Regions from separate parts of the Homo sapiens genome. Here region 2 is linked to region 1. A link is a loop called in an ENCODE intact Hi-C map of the cell type or tissue named here. Cell type or tissue: GM12878. All regions are shown on one strand. Links, peaks and the distances in the headings refer to the core of each region. The heading gives the core; the rest is flanking DNA. Region 1 overlaps AKAP11 (A-kinase anchoring protein 11). Region 2 holds the start of LINC00428 (long intergenic non-protein coding RNA 428).

Region 1 (5,386 bases), core at 246-5,245:
AAAAGTTAGTGCGAAGCACATAGTAGCTGCTTACTCAGTGTTTTTATTTTTACCTCCCGTAATGGTTTGAGGATTCTTTGATTGCAAGGAAGAAAAAGCCAATTTAATTAGCCTACTTAAAAAAAAAGCATTTGTCATACAGTGCTGCTGAAGTCCATTGCATGATTCCAATTCAGCGTTTTGGGAACCAGAAAGTCTTCAGGCAGTTACTCTTCCAGTTTTTCTCTGGAAGCACATGGTCTTATGTCTCTGCTACTCACGCAGGTCTGTTCCAGTTTCTTTCAGATTGGCCTTCTCTTTAAAGCTCTTGGTTTCCACTTCCCCAAAACTTTGATTTGCATGAGACTTTGGTTTGCCATGATGCCAACATCAGACTCACTGACTATGCAACATGGTTCTCAGCAAACATCTCCAAGTCTCAGTTATGTTTCTAGAGAGAGAATCCAATTGGTCAGGTTTCTGCTTCTAGCACAGTTGGCTGGAGAGTGAGGAAAGATAGGAATGGGAAAAATGGATGAGGAAGAGACTTAGATTTGTCTCACAGTTTGCAGGGCTGCTCCTTTTAAACTGGCCATGCCAACATATTTAACAAAAGGAGAGTGGACAGGGAGGAAGTGATGGATACCTCAGGTGTGCTTTAACATCCTGCAATTTGAGTTCTTCCTCTGGCATTGCATTGAACTTGCTCTCAGCTTGGTAATGTTCTAACCAGATCTAACCAGTAGTCTCTTTACAGGACAGATTCTCCTGGGTGTGGGAGTTCAGGCAAATTACTGAAATGCTTGATGACTCAGTTTTCCTATGCGTAGAATGGGCATAATAGCACCTTCTGTGGTGAGAATTATGAATTCATGTATGTAAAGCAATTAAACAGTGTCTGGCATATGGCAGGCACAATGCAAGGGTACGGTATTAGTATTTGTTGAGAGCATACCGTGTGGCAGGTACTGTGATACAGGCTTCTGGTCGTGTTCAGAGAGGAAGGAATTTCTGCCCTCAAGAAGTCTAGAAGTCCAGTGCTGACCACTCATGCTTAAAACCATTTCTTGACTTCAGTGACACTAAATTCTTCTAAATCTCTACCTCACCTACCTTTCTGACTGCCATTTATTTGTGGTTCCTTTTATGCCGGTCCTGGAACCCTTTATCATGGTTGTCTTCATAGATGCTCTCTTGAATTTCTGTTCTTTCCCAGTCGCTGAGACCAGCTTTCAGGTTCTCTATATGTGGATTATTCTTAGAGTAACATCTCCATCTCTGACCCCAAGTAAATCTCTTAATTTTTAGTTCTTTTTTTGGGTATTATTATTTATATAATTTATATGTTTTGAGACATGGTCTTGCTCTGTCACCCAGGCTAGGGTGCAGTGGCGCAATCTTGGCTCACTGCAACCTCCTCCTCCCAGGGCTCAAGCGATTCTCCCTTCTCAGCTTCCCGAGTAGCTGGAACCACAGGTGTGTGCTACCACGCCTAGCTAATTTTTATATTTTTTTAGAGGTGGGGTTTCACCGTGTTGGCCAGGCTGGTCTCAAACTCCTGGGCTCAAGCCGTCCACCTGCCTTGGCCTCCCAATGTGCTGGGATTACAGGTATGCGCCCACTGTACCTAGCCTCTTGGATATTCCTATGTTGATATAAAATACTGTCTTCCAGTTACCTTCTAATTTGCAAAGCCTTCTGATTTACCTTCTGATTTGCAAAGAAAAAAATTTTCTTTCAGCATCCCAGGCTTAAAACCTTAAAGTTATTTTTCACATTCTTCTTTTTTTATGCTGTAATATACCCTGTTAGTTAATAGGTTCTGTGTGGGCTTTTGGGTGCTTCCTATGACTGGCCCATCTGCAAAGTAGATCTGTTGACTTATTTCGGCTACTGGCAGCTTAGGATAGATCCTTATATCTGTAAGAGCTACTTAAATGCCTTTTCAGCAATATACTCTTAGAGTCATGGCGTCATAGATGTCACTGATAAAAAGAAATGTGTTCCTGGGTTAAAATTCTGAACATATTTTCTGTTAGAAATAGTCTTGTGGATAGGGCTACGTACAAGATTAAGAATGTTACTCCATTTTCTAGGGAGCATATTCATGTTGAAAGCACAATCTCAAGATTTTAGTTTTTTGTTGTTGCATTTTTTTGTAGGTATTCAATTACATAGCATTTTAATTATAGCATATCATCCTTATAATATTGCCATACACATATACAAAGTTTTATTATAAATCAGTTGTTGAAAATATTTTTGAAAGTCAAATATATTACAGATGCACACTCAATAGTGAAACTAAGATAATCATTTGAGGGCATATATCCTTTACAGTGATTTCTTAAAACTGTATTCAAATGTAGGTCTAATGAGTTTTTTATTATGAAAATGTTAACTGTTTTATCCTCCTGCCTTCATCTGATTATTCTAATTAACTTCTAACAATGGACCGTTGCATGTTTAAAAGTTGTGTTTATTGTTGCTGAATAAGTAGTTTTGAAGTCAGTAGCCATTCACACTTAGTACTTTGTCAACTAGACCCATGTTATTCCTTTCAATACCAGTGGCTAGTTGGGCTCAAACATACCTTATAAGTAGATCTCAATCTGGAATGCAGTTGAAAAATCAATAATTTTTCTCTGTGACTGTTTGGGAAAACAAAAGTGACAGAACAAATATTCTTGGATTAATTTTGTAAAAAGTCATTAGGTAAGTGGCCCTATTTTCTATTTGGTGATGTTGCTTTTGCCACCAAATGCCTGTCTGCATTCACGTCATTGATGAAATTTCTCTTCACCGTACAGCTCGTTCACTTCAGTAAATCTATAGTTGCTTATTATGAGTAAGGCCTTTGGGGAATGCAGAGATGAGTAAGGCATGGCGATGGAATGAAATTCACTGTTGTATCCCAATCACTGTTACTTAGACGCTTGGTGAATGTATGTGTTGAACGTTGGTAGTACTTACAGTCCAGTGCAGGGCATAGACATGTAGACATTTAACTGTTACATAAGGCACTGTAGTCTAAAGTGCTAAAATAGGGTAAGTGGTGATTTTGCTCCCCAAGGAAATGTTTGGTAATATTTGGAGACAGTTTTGGTTACTGCAACTGAGTGCTACTGGCATCTAGTGGGTAGAGGCCAAGGAAGCTGCTAAGTGTCCTACCATGCATACACAGCCTCCTACAACAAAGACTTATCTGACCCAAAATGTTAGTAATGCTGAGATTGAGAAACTCTGTAGCGGTAAGAACATATATATTGTGAATGCAGGAATGAGGTTGAGGATTAAAAAGGAAAAAGGCAGAAACTATAAAGAAGCAAATATCTTAATAGATATTAAGACATACTAAAATCATTTTATACGATTGACTGTTGTTTTGAAAAACAAAATAGTATCTGATAGCTGTAGTAGTTTTAGATTTTGTAAGTCAAATAACAGGTCTGTACCCAAGAAAGGAACTTAGCTTCCTTATTTGCAAAAAGGGGGATAACATCACTTTTATTCTGCTGTTCACCTATTAGGTATTATTCTGTTTTATTTTTCTAGTGTTTGTGTTAGGGTTTACAAGATAACTTATTACAGGTTTTCTTCAAATAACATCACTTCATGTTTAATGTAGAAATCTATGACAGTCTTTTTTTGTCTCCATCTCCCCTGCCACATTTTTTATCCTATTTTGTCATACATTTTATCAATATGTCTGTCTTAAACCCTCTAATTAATTGTTACTATTTTTAAACAGTTATATTTTAACTGTTTAAAAGGGATTGAAAAATGAAGAATAACTTCTGTTACCCTCATATTTACCATTTCAGATGTTCTTTATTCCTTCGTGTAAGATTCAGATTTCCATCTGGTATTGTTTTACTTTGCCTGAAGAATTTCTTTCCATAGTTACTCTAGTGGTGGTCAACTGGTGGTGAATTTTCACGGCCCTTATTCATGTGAATAAATTTATTTTGCCTTAATTTTTGAAATACATTTTCATTGAGTATATCTGGGTTGATGCTTTTTTTTTTTTCTTCTTCTTAGTACTTTGAAGATAGTGCTCCATTGTCTTGTTTTCCGGTTCATATAGATGTGAAGTCTGTTGTCCTTGGTTCCTCTGTATATAATGTGTACTTTTTTTCTGGTCAATTAATATTTTTTCTTTATCACTGGTTTTCAGCCATTTGGTTATGATTTGCCTTGGCTTTCTTTATGTTTATTCTTAGGGTTTGCTGAGCTTCCTTGGTACTGTCAGTTTACGGTTTTCATCAAATTTGGGAAGTTCTCTGCTATTTTGTCTTCAAATTTTTTTTTCTTCTGCACCCACTTCCCCAGTGCACGCACGTGCACACCCACACACACACACACACACTCTCTCTCTCTCACTCACTCACTCGCTTACTCACTATGTCTCTTCGTGGAACTCCAGTTATTCACCTTTTATGGTGCTTAAAAAGTCACTTACACTCTACGTTTGTTTTTAAGTTTTGTCTCTCCATGTTTCATTTTGGATAGCTTCTATTACATTGTCTACAAGTTCACTGAGCTTTTCTTCTCTAGTTTAATCTGTTAATTGTATCCAGTATGGTTTTCGTTTCAGTATATTTAATTTTCATCTCTAAAAGTTCAATTTTGGTGTCTTTTGTATCTTCTCCTTCTCTCCTTATGGTGATGTTTTCCTCTCACTTCTTGAGTATATGGAACATATTTGTACTATAGTTTTACAATCCTTTTCTGTTCCTGCCATCATCACTGTCATTTCTAGGTCTTCATTTATTGCCTTTTTTTCTCTTGGTTATGGTTCATATTTTTCTCTTCCTTTGCATGCTTGGTAATTTTTATTGTATGCCAGCCATTGAGTTTATACTGTTGCTTGCTTGATTTATTATATTACTGAAGTGTGTTGGATTTAGTTGGGGTGCACAGTTACTTGGAATCTGTTGGGTTGTTTCAGGGCTTGCTTTTAGAATTTATTAGTGTGGGTCCAGAACAGTTTTTAACGTAGTGCTGAATTATTGTCTCTACTAAGGCTGCTTCTACTAAGGCTGCTACTTCTTCTGAGGAGTCTATCATTACCTGATACATTACAAGGTTTTTCTATTCTGGTGGAATATATTATGGTTTATCTCTAGGGCTCTCACTTACTTTCAGCTCTCCCTCCAGCTTAATACCCTGTAAATTCTAGCCATCTTGGTCTCTCCAAACTGATCTGTGTTTAAAACTCAGTGAAACCACCAGACTGCTTGGCTTTCCTGTCCCTGTATTGTGACCTGGAAGTAGCTGGCAGCCAGTGTTTCCCTTCTCTCAGGGATCACAATCCCGTGTTCCCTGTTGTCTGATGTTTAAAACCAATGTTTCATATATATTCTGTCCTGTTTTCTTGTAGTTATATTCAACAGAATATTAATTT
Region 2 (5,386 bases), core at 238-5,237, 600 kb after region 1:
GACCACCAAACAGGCTTTGTGTGAGAGCAGTAAAGCTGTTTATTTCACCTGGGTGCAGGTGGGCTGAGTCCGAAAAGAGAGTCAGCGAAGGGAAATAAGCGTGGGGCCGTTTTATAGGATTTGGGTAGGTAAAGGAAAATTACAGTCAAAGGGGGTTTGTTCTCTGGCGGGTAGGAGTGGGGGTCGCAAGGTGCTCAGTGGGGGTGCTTTTTGAGCCAGGATGAGCCAGGAAAAGGACTTTCACAAGGTAATGTCATCAGTTAAGGCAAGGACCAGCCATTTACACTTCTTTTGTGGTGGAATGTCATCAGTTACGGTGGGGCAAGGCATATTCACTTCTTTTGTGATTCTTCAGTTACTTCAGGCCATCTGGGCGTATACGTGCAAGTCACGGGGGATGCGATGGCTTGGCTTGGGCTCAGAGGCCTGACAGTAACACGTTTTAACTTTGCAAAAAATGTTTTGGCATTAATGGGCTCAAAAAGTGAAAGGAAATGTGTAATGGAAAATCAAATACTTTGTTCATGAGAATGTTAATGACAAACCTATAAATCCCAAAATGTTTATCAACACTTACCATGGGGGCTATATGACATCACTCACCACATGAAAAATAGAAAACACGAATCTGCTAAACTATTAGTATCTACTCTCATTCGAGAGTACATTTGAGATACATACTGTGCATGAACATGAGGACTTGACACGTGCAGACAAGGAAAGTATCCTGTGAAGCATGGCTTTTCATTTGGATCAAATGACTGCCTCTCTAAATCTGCACTCTGTGTCTGTTGTACACATACAAAAAGTGAAGCTGATGGGGTTCAGGGCATGCTGCTCCAAAATATGGTTCCTTGGCGTATTGAATATTTTAAACGGAAGAAATTTGAGGAAAACAGCAGAAGCGGGAAAGTGTCTCTGACTTTCCCCCAGCCTCCTTCCCTGATGCAGTTCATAAAACCTAGGAAAGATTTTCTGACCTTCCCCTGAAAGAGGTCATAGACTCTCATGTAAGATGTGCCCTCTCTATGCCAGGAAGAAAGGAACATCCTTATCCCTGAAAACAAAAGGTCACAGAAGGGAAACTGAACAAACTGGCCTTGCTGAGTTTCCCCAGTTTATAATCATCATGTCATACTTTTCACCCTATTATATTTCTCTATGACTCTCCTCTCTTCATCAAACCCAGCATAAAAATACACAGGTTTAAAAAATACACAGGTTTAACTGTTTCTTCAGGTATTTATTTCCTTATGAAAGCTCCCATTTCATGTAAAATGCATGTTAAATAAACATGTAAGCTTTTCTCTGGTTCATCTGTCTTTTGTTATAGGGGCCTCAGCCATGAACCTAAGATGGAGAGAGGAAAAGCTGGTCTCCTCCCCTACAAAGCGATAGATGGTAAGGTGCTGGATCCAATGGCAGAAAAAAAAGTTTCAAACAATTAAATGATGCCACTTTTATAGAAATGGAGTCAGATGCTTCATATTGGAAAACAGTTATTTTCAACAATGATTCCTTTTATTTTCATCCAATTCATGGTATCAAAGTAAAACATTTGGAATTTTATTTTGCTGACGGTAAAAACATCTGATATTACTAGAGTGAGATGTCATTGTAAATCCAGTTAAATGAATCAGTGCTATCATAAATTGTTTTTAAAAGTTCAAACTAAAGTTATCTTTGTGTCATAATTAAGTACAAATTTTGGCATAGCACAGTGTCATTGTAAAAGCATGTTTTTTCTAAAGAATTATGGAGCAGAAATGTACTGGGAATTAGATGTGCAACATGATTCATACTTGTACTCAAACAAGTAGTGATAATCTACCAATCAAAATAGTAGCAGTCACGAAGAATTTATAAATATGATATATATGTATACACTTAAAATATCTAAACTATAGTTTTTGCAAAAATATGATTTTAAATACAAGGCAGTATCATGTGTTTTTCTCTCTTTGCTGTCTGCCATAAGGAGAATTTTAGAAATATTTGAGCATTGAAGAAATAATTTGTATATCAATCTAAGTATCTTTTTGTTGAATTCTTTTTAAAAATTAGCTCTCTAAATCTGGGCTGAATTTGTCCAAATCAGTTAGAAATCTTTGATCAGCACTTTCAATGAATAGAGTTTCAAAAAACTTTAGCTTTCCACATGTTTAGACAATTGGAATTATTAGTAACAAGTCTTAAAAACAAGAAGACACCAAAGTGTATCCCCACCAAAGCATGAAGAAACTAAACAAATTAAGTACGTTAAAAAGAGTATATTCTCAATCCTGATATGGTCTACAGAGAAGGTTCATTTCAAATTTATTAGTCATTAAATGCAAATTTGAAGAAAATATTGGGACAATTTTATTTAAAATTTTAACATAGCAAGACCATATAAGGAAAAGAAAACATTCTTTAGAAAAATAGAATGACATGGTATTTGAGACAAATGTGTTTTCAAAAAATGACTAAAGGGGTAATTATTCTGATTATATTATTGTAAAATTTCTACTTTTTATATATGTAAAGAAGTTTTAAAAGTTTTCTTTGGTGTACACAGATATATGTTATTCTACTTTCTAGAAAAAATATTTTTGAAATAGTGTTTCAAAATAATTATTTGGCAGATCCATCAAAAAATAAAAATGTATTTGTCAGTTAGTAAATTTTTGAAAAAAGATACCAGGATTTTTAGCACTTCATTTCACTCTTAAAAGTGTCCTGATTTGAAAGATGAATTCTATGGTATCAGCTTAAAAATCACAAATTTAGAAAGGAGACTTTGTTTGCTATAAAGACTCGCAGCCTACAATGTGGCCATTCTGACAGGCTGAGAAGTGTAGCTTCTGTGAGAAGCCTCTGTCAGCGGGTACTTCGAGGGAGGGAAGGATGAGACATACGTTTTGTTGAACAGGTTGGCCAAATATATGTATATATTCAACAGGTTACGGGAGGAGCTATGCAGTCTTTCGTCCAGATATTCATGAAGGGGGAACATGGCATGCATACTGAATAAACATGCATGTTACATGCATCTCATGCTTCCCTTAGGTGGAGACTTAACATTGAAATATATTACAAGTAAGCCCTATATGTCAAAAGGTGAAGCAGGGAAAGGAAGGCACTCAAATGCACAGCATCTGTAACTCGGCTGGAACTAGTCGATCTGTGGGTGGTCTCTTAGCAGGAGAAAAATACTGAAACCAGTCTTTTATTCAATCAAAGCTGTAGTTCTGGCTTGTGGAGCAGGGGGCCTCAGTTAGTCAGCTCTGCTGGTGGATGAGCTGCAATTGTTTAATATTGCTTATCTCAAGGCCAGCGCGTGTTTAGCTGCTAGAGAAAAAGAAAAACCTTGTGGCAGTTGGAACACAGTTTCTTCTTTAACTGTAGGAGTCCATGACTTAACATGGCCTTCGGTCCTGTTTATAATGTGGTATCTCATTGTGAACAAAGAGTCTGTTCTGACAGTCTCGTGATCTCTATTTCAACATTAATGCTGGTCAGATGTTGTGTCTAAACCACAAAAGGGAGGGAAGATAAAGAGGTGCATCTGACCTCTCGTCCTGTGATGGCCAGAAACTCAGTTTTTAAAAGGTTTCTCTGGGGTCCTCTTGGCCAAGAGGCAGCCTGTTCAGTTGACTGGGGAGCTAAGGACTTTAGTTTCAGTTCTCAATAATCATCCTAGTTACACAGTCATCAGACTCACCACACCCCAAAGAAAATGAATGTTCTGTGGTTCCCCTTTCTAGGGTCTCATAGGATCAAAGTTTCCCCAGGTTGAAAGGGCTCTCAAAGAAAAGGTATGTTAATTCTCTTGAAGTTTTCAAATTTCAGTGTACCTAGGGATTTCCTTGAGAGCCTGTTATGCAAATTCCTGGTCCCTGGTAACAAGATTTGTGATGTAAGTCAAGGATGGGGCCCAGGAGTCTGTATTTTTTCCAAGACCTCACCCTCTCCCCAAGGGATTTCTTTAGAGATGTACCTGGTCAATTCTGAAATCAACTTCTAAAAGCTTTTCTTGGCATAGAGTAGAAATCTATATCCCTAAAGTACCACCCACTAGTTCTAACAATCACATAGAAAAAAAAGAATGGATTTCTCTTCCTATGATAGACCTTTAAGTATGGGAGATGCCTGTCATCATTTCCAGAGTTCTATTTTATTCAGCCTAACTACTTCGGTCTCTTCTCCAACTCTTCTTCAATACACAACACACACACACACAAACTCCTACAAGGTTACCGAGAATAAAACGTATGCCAACAAGTACAGATTAGGGTGCTATGACTCAGGAACAATGTGTGTGAAAAAGTTTAAAGATTTTAGCTGATAGTAAACTCAATATGTGTCAACAGTATGAATCATTACAAGAGAGTAGGAGAAAGGAGCAGGAGAAGAGAGAAAAAGGAAGAACAAGAAAAAAAATCTCTGCCTCTGGTTGTTGATGGTATCAAATGAGATGCTGATTATGCAGACTTCCCCTAATGTACTCTGCTGTCATGTATATTTCTTTGATCAAATATCTTCCACTTCCTAGAATACCAGCTCCACTCCTCCCCTAAAGCAATGAGCTATTTTCAAAACCATTCATCTTTCAAGATTCAGCTCAAACATCAAGTCCTCAACTGCCCCAGGATAACTTACCTCTCTCTCCTTTAAACTCCCACTGTTCTTTACACAGCTCATCACACTCGATTGTTTACACATGGCTTACTGCACTTACCACCCCCCCCCCGCCCCGCCTTCTAATGTGCTGCCTGCATGATTTCCTTAGATATTATTCTTACTGTTCAGTGTCTATCTGTCCTAGAATATGAGCTCATGAGGGCAGCTTCTGTCTTATTTAATGCTATATCTCTGGTGCCTGGAAGAGTGCCTGGCACATAGTGAGCACTCCTGGGAAAATATAATTAAAAACGAAATGTCCTCCTAACCCAGAAAAGCTTTCTACAAAGGTAAAAGGAAAACTATTTTATTATTAAATAAGCATTAAACCAGAAAGTGATGCACATTACAGGCAATCTGCTAAAGAAATGGCAAAGACCAGAAAGAACTCTCACTCTTTTATAGCTAAGGGGATACAACCCATTACCATTAGTTAGGCTTTGCAATTTGGAGTCAGACAACAACTGAAGTTACACCCCTCTCCTCTTAGGAAACCGGAAGCTAAAGCCTTAGCTTCCTTGATGATTACATCAAGGAAGAGAGGACGTCCAGGTCCTTGAAGAAACACTCCAGATTGTGAGGTAGCCCAGAGGCTTATTTAGCCACTAAAAAGATTCACATACATAGAAAAGGACAGGGAAAACTTTTTTTTTTTTTTTTTTTGAGACAGTCTCGCTCTGCCGCCCAGGCTGGAGGTGCAGTGGTGCAATCGCCGGCTCACTGT

The links. Hi-C counts contacts between places; a loop is a spot of excess contacts. Peaks named below come from ENCODE experiments on the same cell type or tissue, not always from the same donor. Only the 100,000 strongest peaks of a DNase experiment are listed, where the experiment ranks them.
Region 2: it touches region 1 in a loop (4-fold over the local background); 1 of 110 quality-filtered maps calls a loop at or near these places.

Annotation. Positions count from the first base shown.
Region 1 is chr13:42,274,935-42,280,320 of GRCh38, forward strand. All of the region lies in intron 1 of AKAP11 (A-kinase anchoring protein 11), which reads left to right. Among named protein-coding and RNA genes, the nearest start is that of AKAP11, 5.5 kb to the left of the region's middle. In GM12878, for the core only: a CTCF peak has its summit at 3,120 (motif pointing left); a DNase peak (open chromatin) is centred at 337; H3K4me3 peaks cover 3,975 bases; H3K27ac peaks cover 4,318 bases.
Region 2 is chr13:42,872,727-42,878,112 of GRCh38, forward strand. It overlaps LINC00428 (long intergenic non-protein coding RNA 428), which reads right to left and starts at 18. Exons shown (of 5, transcript NR_126389.1): 1 at 1-18. RefSeq lists an enhancer at 1-713. In GM12878, for the core only: a CTCF peak has its summit at 3,263; DNase peaks (open chromatin) are centred at 3,705 and 4,328; H3K27ac peaks cover 1,239 bases.